Regions from separate parts of the Mus musculus genome. Here region 2 is linked to region 1. The links are chromatin loops, found by intact Hi-C in ENCODE. Cell type or tissue: gastrocnemius. All regions are shown on one strand. Links, peaks and the distances in the headings refer to the core of each region. The heading gives the core; the rest is flanking DNA.

The links. A loop is a pair of places that touch in the nucleus more often than their neighbours do. Peaks named below come from ENCODE experiments on the same cell type or tissue, not always from the same donor. Only the 100,000 strongest peaks of a DNase experiment are listed, where the experiment ranks them.
Region 2: a loop joins it to region 1, with 12 times the contacts of the local background. A loop is called at or near these places in 22 of 42 quality-filtered maps.

Annotation. Positions count from the first base shown.
Region 1 is chr15:93,262,084-93,270,190 of GRCm38, forward strand. All of the region lies in intron 1 of Gxylt1 (glucoside xylosyltransferase 1), which reads right to left. Among named protein-coding and RNA genes, the nearest start is that of Gxylt1, 9.0 kb to the right of the region's middle. In gastrocnemius, for the core only: a CTCF peak has its summit at 3,832 (motif pointing right); DNase peaks (open chromatin) are centred at 3,829 and 4,420; H3K27ac peaks cover 942 bases.
Region 2 is chr15:93,436,695-93,441,694 of GRCm38, forward strand. Pphln1 (periphilin 1) reads left to right here. Exons shown (of 9, transcript NM_175363.4): 4 at 4,807-5,000. Among named protein-coding and RNA genes, the nearest start is that of Pphln1, 41 kb to the left of the region's middle. In gastrocnemius, for the core only: CTCF peaks have their summits at 2,221 (motif pointing left) and 3,673 (motif pointing right); a DNase peak (open chromatin) is centred at 2,187.

The DNA.
Region 1 (8,107 bases), core at 1,892-6,891:
ACCCTTTCTCCAGTTCTCCACAGCCGGCCCTCCTCGAGGCAACCCTCCCGAGAAAATAACTCCACTCACCACTCGCCCTGGTGCCAAGACAGGAGGCCTACCCTTCAGACACCTAAACTCTTCATTTTTTAAAAAAATTAAAACTTCTAATTCCATTTAAAACCCTTCCATATGCCTCTTCAACCCAAAATCAGACCACTATAAAGCAAGTATTCTACGATTTCATCCATAAATATTTCAATATTTCATCTTAAGCCATACCAATTACAAGAAACTTGTTCGTGTAACTTTGTCCACTGGCACCCATTCAGCTGCACTCACCAAGTGTGTAAACATTTCTGAAGGGCCTTACACATCAGGGTCTCCTCAGGCCCCCTTCCTGCCTAGGCGGGAACTTTTGTCTAACAGAGCAGTGGATTCAGGCTGGGGGGCCCTTCCCCTCCTTGGTGTGGGCTCCGCACACTGCTCTAGTAACGGCACTGAACAGAAGTGGTGCCTTCTCCCCACTGCTCCTTTAATACCAAGCCCTCATGTCTGCTAAGTCCCTCATTTCCTATCATGAAAGCTGCATGGGTACCACTTATGCTGTGACACAAGAACACAAATTTAGTTCATCTCAGAACAGTAGAAGCCACGGTCACAGAGAAGGCAATCGAGGCACAGAATTCTACAGAATTCTACATCATCCTCCTGTTTGCTTCTCCTCACAGTGGTTTTGAAAAAGTCTTCACTAAAGCCTGAGCCTGAGGAAGGGAAGATGATTCTGAGGCTGAGCACACAGTGCTCTTGCAGAAACCTGGTGGATGCCGGGGCTGCCCATCCCCCTTCCTTGCCCTCTCACGCACTTAGGAGGGGCTTATGTCACCAACCAAGGTAAGATTTTACTCATTTTAGTTTTGTTTAACAGGGCATCCACGATTTCTGTTTTCCTACGTGGTCTCCACTGTCACTGTCCACAAGGTGGCTCACAACCATCTGTAACTCCAATGCCCAGGATCTGACACCCTGTTCGGACTTCTGCAGGCACCAGACCACACATTTGGTGCACAGACATATATGCAGGCAAAACACTCAAACACACAAAGTAAGTCTAAACAACAACAACAAAATTAAAACATCACACCAGGCAAGGAGCTGTAAGCTTATAGTTCCAGCACTTGGAAGTCAGAGGAAACAGGATCCAGCCTTGGCTCCAAAGCAAGACTGTCTCAGGAAAAACGAAATCATAATTTGAGAATCTCCAATTCATTCAGTTGCTTAACTGGTCCACACATAGAGTACATCCCAGAGTCAGGAGTCAGGAGCAGCTCAGCTGTTAACTGACCTGTAACAGTCACACTTTGCTCTGCACAGAACCCTGCAGAAAATGTTAACAAACACTATACACCTTAGAAGAAAAGAAAAATGTTCCTCAAGGAAAGAAAATGAAATCTACCTAAAAGCAGACTCAAGAAGCAGTCATGCTTACAATACCTGGACTCAGGAGGTGGAAGCAAATGGTCAGGAGGCCAGCGTCACTCTTAGCTAGACAGCAAGTTTGAGATCTGTGATCTATGATCCACAAGACCCAACGCTGTCTCAGAGACAACAACAAAGCAAAACTAAAACAGTTCACCCGCTCCCCACACGTTACTAAGTACAGCTTGGCTATGGGTGTCACACTCTGGTAGCATCATGCAGACTACAGCACGCAAGGTGACAAGATGAAGCATGCAGTCTCTACCCCTCAGCACCAAGAACAGAAACAACTGCAGAAGAATGAAAAGAAATCCACTGGAAGCTTCTACGTTGCAGGAACTGATGGCTAACGTTTACTAAGCTTTCAGAGGGAAGCAGCCATTCTGGTAATTCTGGCCCAAGTGAACAGTGGGATTGTCATCATGCTCTGGAAATGTGCTTTATCTGAATTCAATAGCAAGATAAATGCTACCAAAAAAGAGTTTTAAAATAAAACCTATTTTCCATATAACAAGAGGAAATCTCTAGATAATTCAAAGAACACCAACGGGCTCTCCTAATCCAGGAGAGAATAATATAAGCAGGAGGCACAGCACTGCCTGCCCATGGGCACAAGGACACCTCAGCATGGCAGGGACTGGGAGCTGGGCACACAATCCTGGGGCCCAGCAGGATCCCGCAGACCACTCACAAAGAGAGGAGCCCTGGACTACAAAGGGGTTAGATTTTGTTGCAGACAACAGGGATCCAGCTCCCTTGGCAGGCTTCCTACCCAGCCACCCCTCAAGTCCTTCTAGATAGCTCTCCAACTTCCTATGTCCTAAGCTACTGACTGGAGTAGTAATGGATGGTTTTGACTGTCAACCTGACATAATGCACAGTGAACAAGAAGGCCATCTCAGGAGGAAAACTGCCAAGGTTAGATTGGCCTTCAACTGCGATAGTTTCCTCTCATCAACTCCTGACATGAGGCCTTCACGAAATGTCAAGTCTTGTCATTCTCTACCCAAGGTCACTACTGCAAACATTACCAGGCAAGCTCTGAAACACAAGAGTGTCACCATCCTGACTCGAGAATGCAGTAACTGGCATGGTCCTGGCAAACAGTGTGAGTTTAAATTAACCATTACGTAGTGAGCCTCAAACTCTCTTGCTCTCAAAGGACAAGTCAGGCCATCCCAGGTTCTCCTCCAGCAATGTCTCAGGACTGTGACTGCCTTACCTACTCGTATCAATACTTGATTCCTCCCTGAAGGCAAGAGCAGGATGGGATACAATCCAATACAGCCTTCCTCACGCAGTGACTTAAAAGGTTACACTCCTTCAGTAAGGATGTCTTTACCCTCCGCTTCCCCTAACACCTCCAGGCTAAAGATAACACAATCCTTCCTTAGCTGTCACATCCCCTCCAAGAGTGTTGTAGCACACTACCTTTTGGGTTTTTTAATATTTTATTTATTTGAGGCGGGTATACACACACAGTACACACATGGATGCCAAAGGGTCACCTGCAGGAGGCAATCATCTTCCTCCACTATGTGTCCTGAGAGCCAACGCAGTGTGAGGCATGTCAGCTCCAGTATCTTTACCAGATGAACAATCTCACCTGCCCCAGGATTTATAAATACTGGGTACTAAATACCCAGTATTAAAGATTCTAGCTTTAGATAACTGCATGTATAAACACACACTATCTGTAATGTCTAATGGAAGCCTTTTATCATCTTGTCTACATAAATTGTTGACTTGACACAGCTTAAGAGTCATCCGAGAGCAGAACACCTAGATCAGAATGGCATGTGGGCATGTTTGTGGGACTGTCGTAATGAACAGTGTGGGAGGTACCACCCAGAGGTAGGAGGGCCTTGGCTCTATAAGGGCAGCTGAGGTAAGCATGCAAGAAATCCAGCAAGCAGCACTTGTCCATGTTCCTGCCTTGAGTCCCTCCCCTGCCGTCCTTCAGAAATGGACTGTGTGACCTGGAAGTACAAACCAAATACACCCTTTCCTCCCAAGCTGCAGTAGTCAGGATATTCTATCAACCTAGAACACACCTAGGTATCAATTTATCAGTTAAGCTCAACCACAAATTCCTCTAAAAGCTATAGCTTATCTTAATAACATTTGGAAAAATTGAGCATTTACACATAGTATTATTAAAGTTAATAAGTAAAAGATGAGAAAAGGAAGAGAAAACCCAACCAGAAAAATCAACTTAGTTATATGATACTGAAATACAGGAAAAGAAAGTTTTATACAGTGAAATGTTTGATCATCTACTATCTAATCTTACCTACTCTCATCTACTAATTAAATATTAAGGGCCTACCTAAAAGCCGCTTCCCAAAAGCAGTTCATTCCACAAACATCAGAGGGCAGCATCCAATAGGGATTCCAGTAACTCAGAGAGAACTCTTTACACCTGACAGTGGAAGAAATAACAGGCCTGGTGAGCATTCACATTAGGCACTACCGAGGAATTTCCTGAATAACAATCACTTTATGCTCAGCTTTAGAGCAACCAAACTGAAAACCCAATTGCTATAGAAAAACTGAAGCATTTTCAGAAAACCAATGTCTTCTTAGGGCTCAAAATTTTAAAAAAACCCACTAGGTGAGAATATCTTATGAATAGAAATGTTTTCAGGTCAGGAACTCTTTGGAAACATTAAGATCTCCTCCCTCTGACTAAGACACCGATACATCTTATCTTTTTCTTCTTAGATTATGGGTACTATCTTAGAAAATTCATTTCACCAACATCTGTTTATAACAAAAATAAAATGTCACAAATGCAGGTATAATGGGAGAAAAGAATCATTAAATACATTCCAATTGATTGACTGAAATTACTCATGCGGTGTTTCAAGCTGGCCACGAGACCCGGCGCTGACAGCCTTCACGCCTACCCCTGCTTCGCTGCGCTGCGCTGCGCTCCAAACGCTGAGCTGAGGACACTGCAGCTTTCCTCCTAAGGCCGGAGAAAAGCTGGCTCATGCTGCAAAATGGTTCACGGTCACTGCCTTCCAATGCAGCCATCTGACGCTGACCACCCTTAGGGACAGAGTCGGGCACGTCAGTGACCTAGGACACCTCATCCTAGCAGCATGGGGCTCTGTCTTCTCCATGGAGTCAATTAAAAGTTACTATTCTGATATCAAAAGATCTATAAAATGTCAGACTTGCAAAACTCTTGTGTCTAATGTCCCACAAACCGCCTTGATCTATGATCTAAGACTGGAGTCCTCAGCCGGAAGTCCTATTACCATCTCTAGGAAAGGTGCATACCAGACTAATGATGAAATACGACTCTGGGACCAGGGTCTGACTGGTGATCTTTTAGATACTGCCTGTTGATTTCTGTACACTATTGTATAAACAACTACAGCACGAGAATGTTAAGATCACTAGGAAAACTTGTACTGTTACACAAGGTTTTCCTGACAGATATACCTAAGCCCACAAAGTTATATGTCTTAATTTTAAAAAGTTAGTCAGGAAAATAAATGTGTGTCTAATAATAATGCTTGTCTCTTGATTAGAAACGCCCTTTCTTATAGGCAGCCAAACTCAGTGGTACCCTAACTAATAACATATATTTCAAATTGTGTCAAATTCAAGTGCCTGAAGATCCATTTAATAAGCCTCACAAACTTTTCAGATAAAGACATTTTCAGTGTTATTTTAACAGTTTATTTACAATCAACACCTAGCATGTACCTTTGTTCTTGGCCAGGGGTAGCGGTGGAGGTGGGAAGGGTGGGCATGGGGGACTGGAACTAACCAGATTATTCCATGTCTCCTGTCAAACCGCACAACAGGGTAACAACGGAAATGAAAATAGAAATCTCAGTTTTCCAATAAAAATTACTTTGTGAAGTTGGGTGTAACAATGCCATTTTCTTTGCAGCTCTCACTTGTTTTAGACAACAAATCATTTGTGCATTGTTTCCAAAATCTGTCTGGTCCTAAGGTCACTTATTAGACCGACAGATACAGGGTCCTAGCCTCTACCTCATTAACCAAGCAGCAGCAGGGTAACTGAAGTAACCAAGGCCAAGCCTGAATGAGAAACAGTGTAGCAAGTGTAGCAAGCAAGCGTCCACACGGGACTCAGGAGTGGAGCACAAGCCTGGAATTCTGTAACCCCAGAGCATGACACAAGAACGCTCTGGTTACAGCCCCACCGAAGAACTGTTCATCAGAAGTACCGCCACTGGCTTGTCTACTATGCATAGGTATATGGACTGCTGGACCCGTTCATCCCCTCAAACGTCTAATGAGTTTTAATCTTATAAAATTTTAGAAATACACAAAGGTCTTCTCTGGATTTTGCTGGTGTCAAACAATGAGGTCAAAGTTCAGAAAGTTCAGAATGCCAATAAACTCTACAGCACTTCTATCAGCAGGCAGGTAGATTTCTTGTCTCATCCAAAATCTAGGTATATTCTTACTGTTTTAATGAATACACTGCCCTTATTTTTAAGCATGGCAACTTTTAAACTCTGCTTCTTGGCCTTTGAGCCCAGGGACACACACTTTAAGATACTTTAAGAGAAATAACATGAGCAGGTGCAAGGTAGCCATCCAAGCAGAAGGCAGCACTAAATGCCAGTTCTGTGGCAAGCTGACCTACTGGGTACTCTCCCAGTCAGCTTCTGGGCCAACTTCCTCCTATCAACACCAAGTTCTGCTTTCTCTTCCTGTTTATTCAATACATTATCAACTCAATGATCAAATATACTGGCAAACTCCAGTGAGTAAAAAGCCCAGATCACACATGTCCAGTGGGGAATGAGAAAATATCATCTTTGATATTGCAATGTGGGATACCTACCCAATTCTCCAATAGCACTCGCGTGTACTCCTACCCTCTGAGGTAAGATAGGATTTCCTATCTGGCTGGACCTCTTTAGTCTGGGTTTCAGAATGAGATGCTCAATGTAGAGTCATAGCCACAGTCTCTTAATGCTTCACAAATTGTTATTGTGGGAGCTGGGGAGATGGCTCAGTGGTTAAGAGCACTGACTGTTCTTCCAAAGGTCCCGAGTTCAAATCCCAGCAACCACATGGTGGCTCACAACCATCTGTAATGAGATCTGACAAGATCTTCTGGAGTATCTGAAGACAGCTACAGTGTACTTACATATAATAAATAAATCTTTTTAAAAAAAGAAATTGTTATAGTTTATTGTTAGTTTATAAACTACTGAAAAACTTGAGTTGTTAAAAAAGCAAGAGTAATGTAAGCCATAACTCTCTTTTAAGGCATTAACTTAGGGACTAGCAACACGGCTCCGCAGGTAAAGCGGCTTGAAGCTCATCGTGACAACCTGAGAACACTCTGGAACCCACACAGTGAAAGGAGAGAACAGACCGCTGCAGGCTGTCCTCCAACCTCCATAGTCACTAGGGCACACATATGCACACACAAAATAAGTTATTAAAAAGGTACAAGTTTAAGCCACAATATTCCATTACTTCCACTCCTAAACACTCAAGAACACTAAGATTAGCTATGTTTGTAGGAAAAATGTCTATGGCCCGGTAGAGTGATAGAAGGAGGAGATCACCTCAGGCCAGAGAATGAGTGTGAGGCTAGCCTTAGCTACAAGAGACCCTGCCCCAAGACAACAACAAAAGTAAAGGCAAATGAGTGTTCACAACACCATTATTCCTAACAGTCAAACAGTGGAAAACCACCCAAATGCCTATCAGCTAATGAACGAAATGTGTTAGATTTGTTTAATAAAATAGTACCAAGTGTAGTCATCCATTCTATGGGTGAACCCTAAAAGACAAACTAAATGAAAGAGGGTAAACTCAAACTCTACTTTCAAGGATTCAGTACGAGAAATGTTCGGGATAAGCAAATCTGCAACCACAGCAGACTTGCAGGATCGTGGGCTGCAGGGCTAAGAAACAGCGTGGGAAGGTACTACTAACAGATACAGGGCTCTTTGTGGGCAGTCAGTAAACTCTATTAAGAGCGAATGCAGACATATAAAACTTGACAGTTTTAGGGTGTTTCTTGGTTTTAACACCATGTTGGAAAACACACAGAAGAACATAGGCAAGATTTAAAATTTCCCATTGGGGGTTGAGGAGACTTCACTCAGTAAAGTGAGAAACAAGCATGAGGCCGGTCGGGATCCTCATCGCACAGGTAAAAAGCCAAACACGGCAGCACGCCTGGGACCCCAGTGCTGCAGGTGGAGACAGGAAGATCCCTGGGTCTGCTGTCCAGCCAGGCCAGCTCCACGGTCAGTGAGAAAGCTGTCTCAGAAAAAAGGCGATTGATAGAAGACATCAAATGTCAACCTCTGGTCCACATACACACATACATACATACATATATACACATATATATGTTAGACACACACACATGCACATGTGCACACAAGTATATACATGGACATATACACATGCATATACTACACGCACAGGAAAGGTTTTACGGATATGTAAGAACACACTAAGAATATGCACACCACCTACCATTATGAAAAACACAAAACAGAAACACTAAGGAAACTGCAAAGAGGATTTACCAGGTAAAGGCAGCTGCTGCTCTTGCAGAGGACCAGAGTTTGATTCCCAGCATGCACATCAGGCAGCTCAAACTGTCTGTAACTCCAGCACCCAGGGA
Region 2 (5,000 bases), core at 1-5,000, 170 kb after region 1:
TACTTCAGTAGATTTTCAAGTCCTGATTATGTGTTGATAAGACTGACATAGTGGGTTAAGAATTGATAAAATTAATTCACTTATCTGTTTATTTTTGTTTTATAGACAGGGTCTCACTGTGTGACCCTGAGGAGCTTCATTTAGATACGGTTGTTGCATATGTGACTCACTCACTTCATACCACAGACTTGACCCGACTCTTAGTTGTGCTGATCAGTGTGTTTGGGTTTATTATTGTTCACACACACACACACACACACACACACACACACACACACACACAGTCAGGATGGTTTCAAACTCACTAAGTAGCTAAGGATGATGTTGAACTTTTTTAAAAAAAAGTTTACATTTAGCCGGGCAGTGGTGGCGCACACCTTTAATCCCAGAACTCAGGAGGCAGAGGCAGGTGAATCTTGGAGTTTGAAGCCAGCCTGGTCTAAGGAGTGAGTTTCCCAACAACCCGGACTTCACAAAGAAACTCACAGAGAGACTTCGTGTCAAGGGGAAAGAATTTAATTCATTTTGTGTGTGTATAAATGTGGATGTGCTCCTGCTCCAGTGCGCATGATGTGGTCAGAGGACAAATTGTAGGAGGCGATTCTCTCCCCATGGTCCCGGGGATTGAATTCCAACTGTCAGGCAGATAGATGCCTTTACCCATCAGCTCTCTTGTCTTTCTGATCCTCCTGCCTCCACCTTCAGAGCGCTGCAGTTATATCTGTGTGCTGTGTGCAGTCAGACCTGTGTGCTGTGTGCAGTCAGACCTGTGGTGTGCTGTGTGCTCAGCTTGATATGGTGCTCCCTACCAACAGCTTCACATCAGCTTACAAAACAAAACTAAAACAAATAAACAAAAATCTTACCAGTGAGATCCTGGAACTCTCAGTCCCAAGTGGGATGTCTCCCTTCCCTCTGTTCTCAGGAAGCTATGTGGAAGAGGATACAGGTTCTTAAGAGCCAGTGGGGATGGAAGACAGCAAGGAAACCAGGCCTCCTACACACAACAGGACTGATGCACTAGAAACTCACAGAGACGGTGGCAACATGCACCAGAGTCCACACAGGTCTAAGCCAGATGGGTTCCTAGTGCTGAGAAGAAAATAGGCCCACGTCCCCACCTCTAACCCTGAGTAGCTCCAGTCAATAACTGCTTCCAGATGAAGCATCCGTTTTCTCCAAGAGATCTCACCTGGGAAACGGACCACACTTAAGGGCAGGCCCCACACCCAGCAGGAGATGGCCAACTCAAAGTGAACTCATGGTATTTTGGAGGTTCTTTGTCTCATGTTGCTTTGGACGTTTTATTTTTCTTTTCTTTTTTAGTCTTCCGTATCTTTTGGTTATATGGTTCCCTAGTTTGTTTTTATGGGATGTTTGTGTGCATGTGTGTGTCTCAGCATCTGTGTGATTTCTCTGTGGCTCTTCTTGTCCTGTTTGTTTTGTCCTATTCTGGTTTGTTTGTTTTCTTTCTTTTGTTTGTTTGTTTATTTGGAGACAGGGTTTCTCTGTGTAGCCCTGGCTGTCCTGGAACTCACTCTGTAGACCAGGCTGGCCTCGAACTCAGAAATAATTCTGCCTTTGCCTCCTGAGTGCTGGGATTAAAGGCGTGCGCCACCACACTCAGCTTTTGTTTTCTTTTTATTTTATCTTCTTATTTTTTAGATGCTTGTTTGTATTCTACTGAGAGGGAAGTAGATTTGGTGGGTGGGAAGGTGGAGAGGATCTGAGAGGAATTGGGAGAGAGAAAACCATAACCAGAATATACTGCATGAAAATAATTTATTTCCAGTATGAAAAGAAAAAAACATAAGAGGCTCAAGAAGCCACAAGGATGAAGCCAGTGAACAGCACTCCTTCATGGTCAGCTTCAGTCCTTGCCTTGATTTCTCTCAATGATGGACTGTGATCATGATAGATAAGCGCAACAAGTTCCCCTGTCCCTCCCCACTAGTCATAGAATCTAGCAACAATATTAAATTATAGGACCAGCTCCCTCAGACATTTACTGCTAATCCCCTGTCACGGATCCTTAGTACATGCTGAACTTCCCTAGAGCCACTGTGATACCCTCACGGCTGACAGAGTAGAGGCGCTTTGCCTAAACAGGTCCTTGGGGAGTTGTTGTGACACCTTTGCCCAAGATGTTAGGCAGCAGGGAGGCAGGGATGAAGTGGCTGAGTACTGATCACCACATTTTGCGCTGTGCTTTGACTGCCCTCTGGTGTTGCGGTTAGGAAACTAACTCAGTGGTTCATCTTTTCAAAGGAAGAGGTAGGTGGTGATTTTAGCTCTGATTTTGATCCTGCTGCTTCTCTTTTCACTGAGCAATCAATAATGATCCTTTAAGCTCTGTAGACAGTCTTTGTTCTCCATGGAATAAGCTTTACTTTTCTGCCTGTTTTCATTCTTTAATCGCACGTCTTTCTGCATGGTAGTTTCTAGCCCTGTTTGCTAAGCCTTCTGTTTCTTTTATCTTTTATTTTCATCCTCACATGCTTAAATCCTGTTCTTTGTACCCAGTCGTAAAGAGAGAGCTAGTAATCTCTTCTAAACTAACATGGCTGTCTATGCTTGTTTACCTAGATAGTGCATGCACACTTCACATGTAACCCGCTCCCACACATGTATGGACCGTCCCTGTTTCTCAGATTGGCCAATCTCATTTCACTGATATTGTGCTGGAATTCTGAGAATCCGCATCCTGTATCTTTTATGCTCTGGCAGACAGTCATCATTCCATCTAAGCTACCACTGTTTCTTCCCTGGGATATGTAAATTCCCCTTCTTCTCTCTTCTCCCTTTCTTATCTTCCCGACTGCATCCACATCTGTTGTGTGTATTGGTTTAGTGTCGGGTTTTCTTCCTGTCCTCAGAGTCCAGAGCTAGCAGAGACCTTGTATCGCCCACTGTGGCATCCTCTTCTCCATTGAGTCTGTAATACAGTTCTTAAGACCTGCTGAGTATGTATCTAGCCACTGACTGATTAGTGACGTCGGAGTGAACCGCACTTAATTACATCAGGATTCCTGAATGCCTTCCATATTGATGCTTCTTTATGTGAGTTACTCTAAATGAATTTTAGGTGATTTTTACTTTTTCCTAGGGAAACATAATTGTTTCTGAAGGGCAGTGTATTTAGGGGGTTATTGATTAGCTAGTGCTCAACTGAACTAAGACAACGAGCTACATGTGTAACGCGGACTGATAATCAATTTAAAATTATTTTCAGAAAAGGCTTTGGGTTTGGTCTTCAGCATAAGGAAAAGAAGGAAAAATAAAAAAATAAAGATAAAAGTATGGGCTGGAGAGATGGCTCAGCAGTTAAGAGCACTGACTGCTCTTTCAAAGGTCCTGAGTTCAAATCCCAGCAACCACATGGTGGCTCAGGACCATCTGTAATGAGATCTGATGCCTTCTTCAGGTATGCAGGCAGAACACTATACATAATAAATTTAAAAAAAAAGACAAAAGAAAAAATGGATAACTTAAATTTAACATGGGAAATATGCTTAATTAAAACTTCTTTGAGCCTTCTCTTTATAGAGGTTCTTTTTAATTTTCTTTCTTTTTTCTTTTTTAAAGATTTATTTATTTATTACATGTAAGTAGACTGTAGTTGTCTTCAGACACACCAGAAGAGGGCGTCAGATGTCATTACAGATGGTTGTGAGCCACCATGTGGTTGCTGGGATTTTAACCCAGGACCTTTGGAAGAGCAGTCAGTACTCTTAACCACTGAGCCATCGCTCCAGGCCTTCTTTTCCTATTAGAGAGGTTTATATCTGAATTTACTTAGTAAGTTTGAATTAGTTGGATGTTTCTCCTGTATAAGGTTTTCCTTCTCTTCCTCCCTACCTCTTGTGTTTCTCTTTTCAGTGCTAGCATCAGACCCAGTGTTGAGCATGTAAAGTGATCCCAACGACTGAGCTGTATCCTCAGCCCTGACTAAATTTTAAGATTTATTTATTTATGCTTACTTACCGCTTTGAATTGATACTGCTTAATACGGTTGTTGAATTTACAGAAAAAGACCACAATGATTTTATAAAGGTGGTAGGATCGGTAAGTCTGTGCCCTGAGGGCACCAGGCTGAGCCCAGGATGTAGTAGCTAGAGACAGCATCAATAATGTCTGGGTTTGATGGATCTCTTTAGTTTGACCTTGGTGTCTTGGGTCTTTCAGGATTTTAAGGTATCCGTGCTATTCTCTTATCAGTGCCCTGCCTCCCCATGAAAACAAACTGATTAACTTCTAACTTTGGAGATAAATGTATGTACAGGTGGGGTGTCTCTTCTGGGTGCCTGGTGAGGAATTTTCAGATCATGTTTTGAAACATTTACATAAACTTTATGGGTGAACATCTCGGGTGTGAACTCTGAAGTGTGGCCCAGCAGGGAGCCTCGTGAGCGCCATGCTGTTGGAGAGCGCCATGCTCTTGGAGAGCGCCATGCTGCTGGAGACAGGCTTCCGACTCTGCAGCCTTTGGATGAAGGATGCCCATCACTAACATGTTTAGAAGGGAGAAACCTCTATTTATGAGCTGCTTTCCTTGGAAAGTTTTGCAATTCCTAGGGGTTTCTGAGAGCAGAAGAGACTGGTTTGTTGTTGTTGTTTGTTTTTCTTCACATTTTGGAATACAGTAGCCGCACACTTAATCTCCTGGTCAAACCCCAGCTGAGAAAAGTGGTATGTGCTTAATCATAGGTTGGTAAAAGTTTCCCGTTAACTAGGGGAAACTTGCCATTTTGTGTACATTTCTGGATAGAGAATGCAATTAACTAATCTTTCTTTTATCCTTCAAAGGGACATGAGAGACGGCTTCAGAAGAAAGAGTTTCTACTCTTCACATTATTCGAGAGATCGGTCTCCCCATAAAAGGGACGCTCCCTTCTTCAGAGAATCCCCTGTCGGCCGGAAGGACTCCCCACACAGCAGATCCGGCTCCAGTGTCAGCAGCAGAAGCTATTCTCCAGAGCGAAGCAGGACTCACTCCTTCC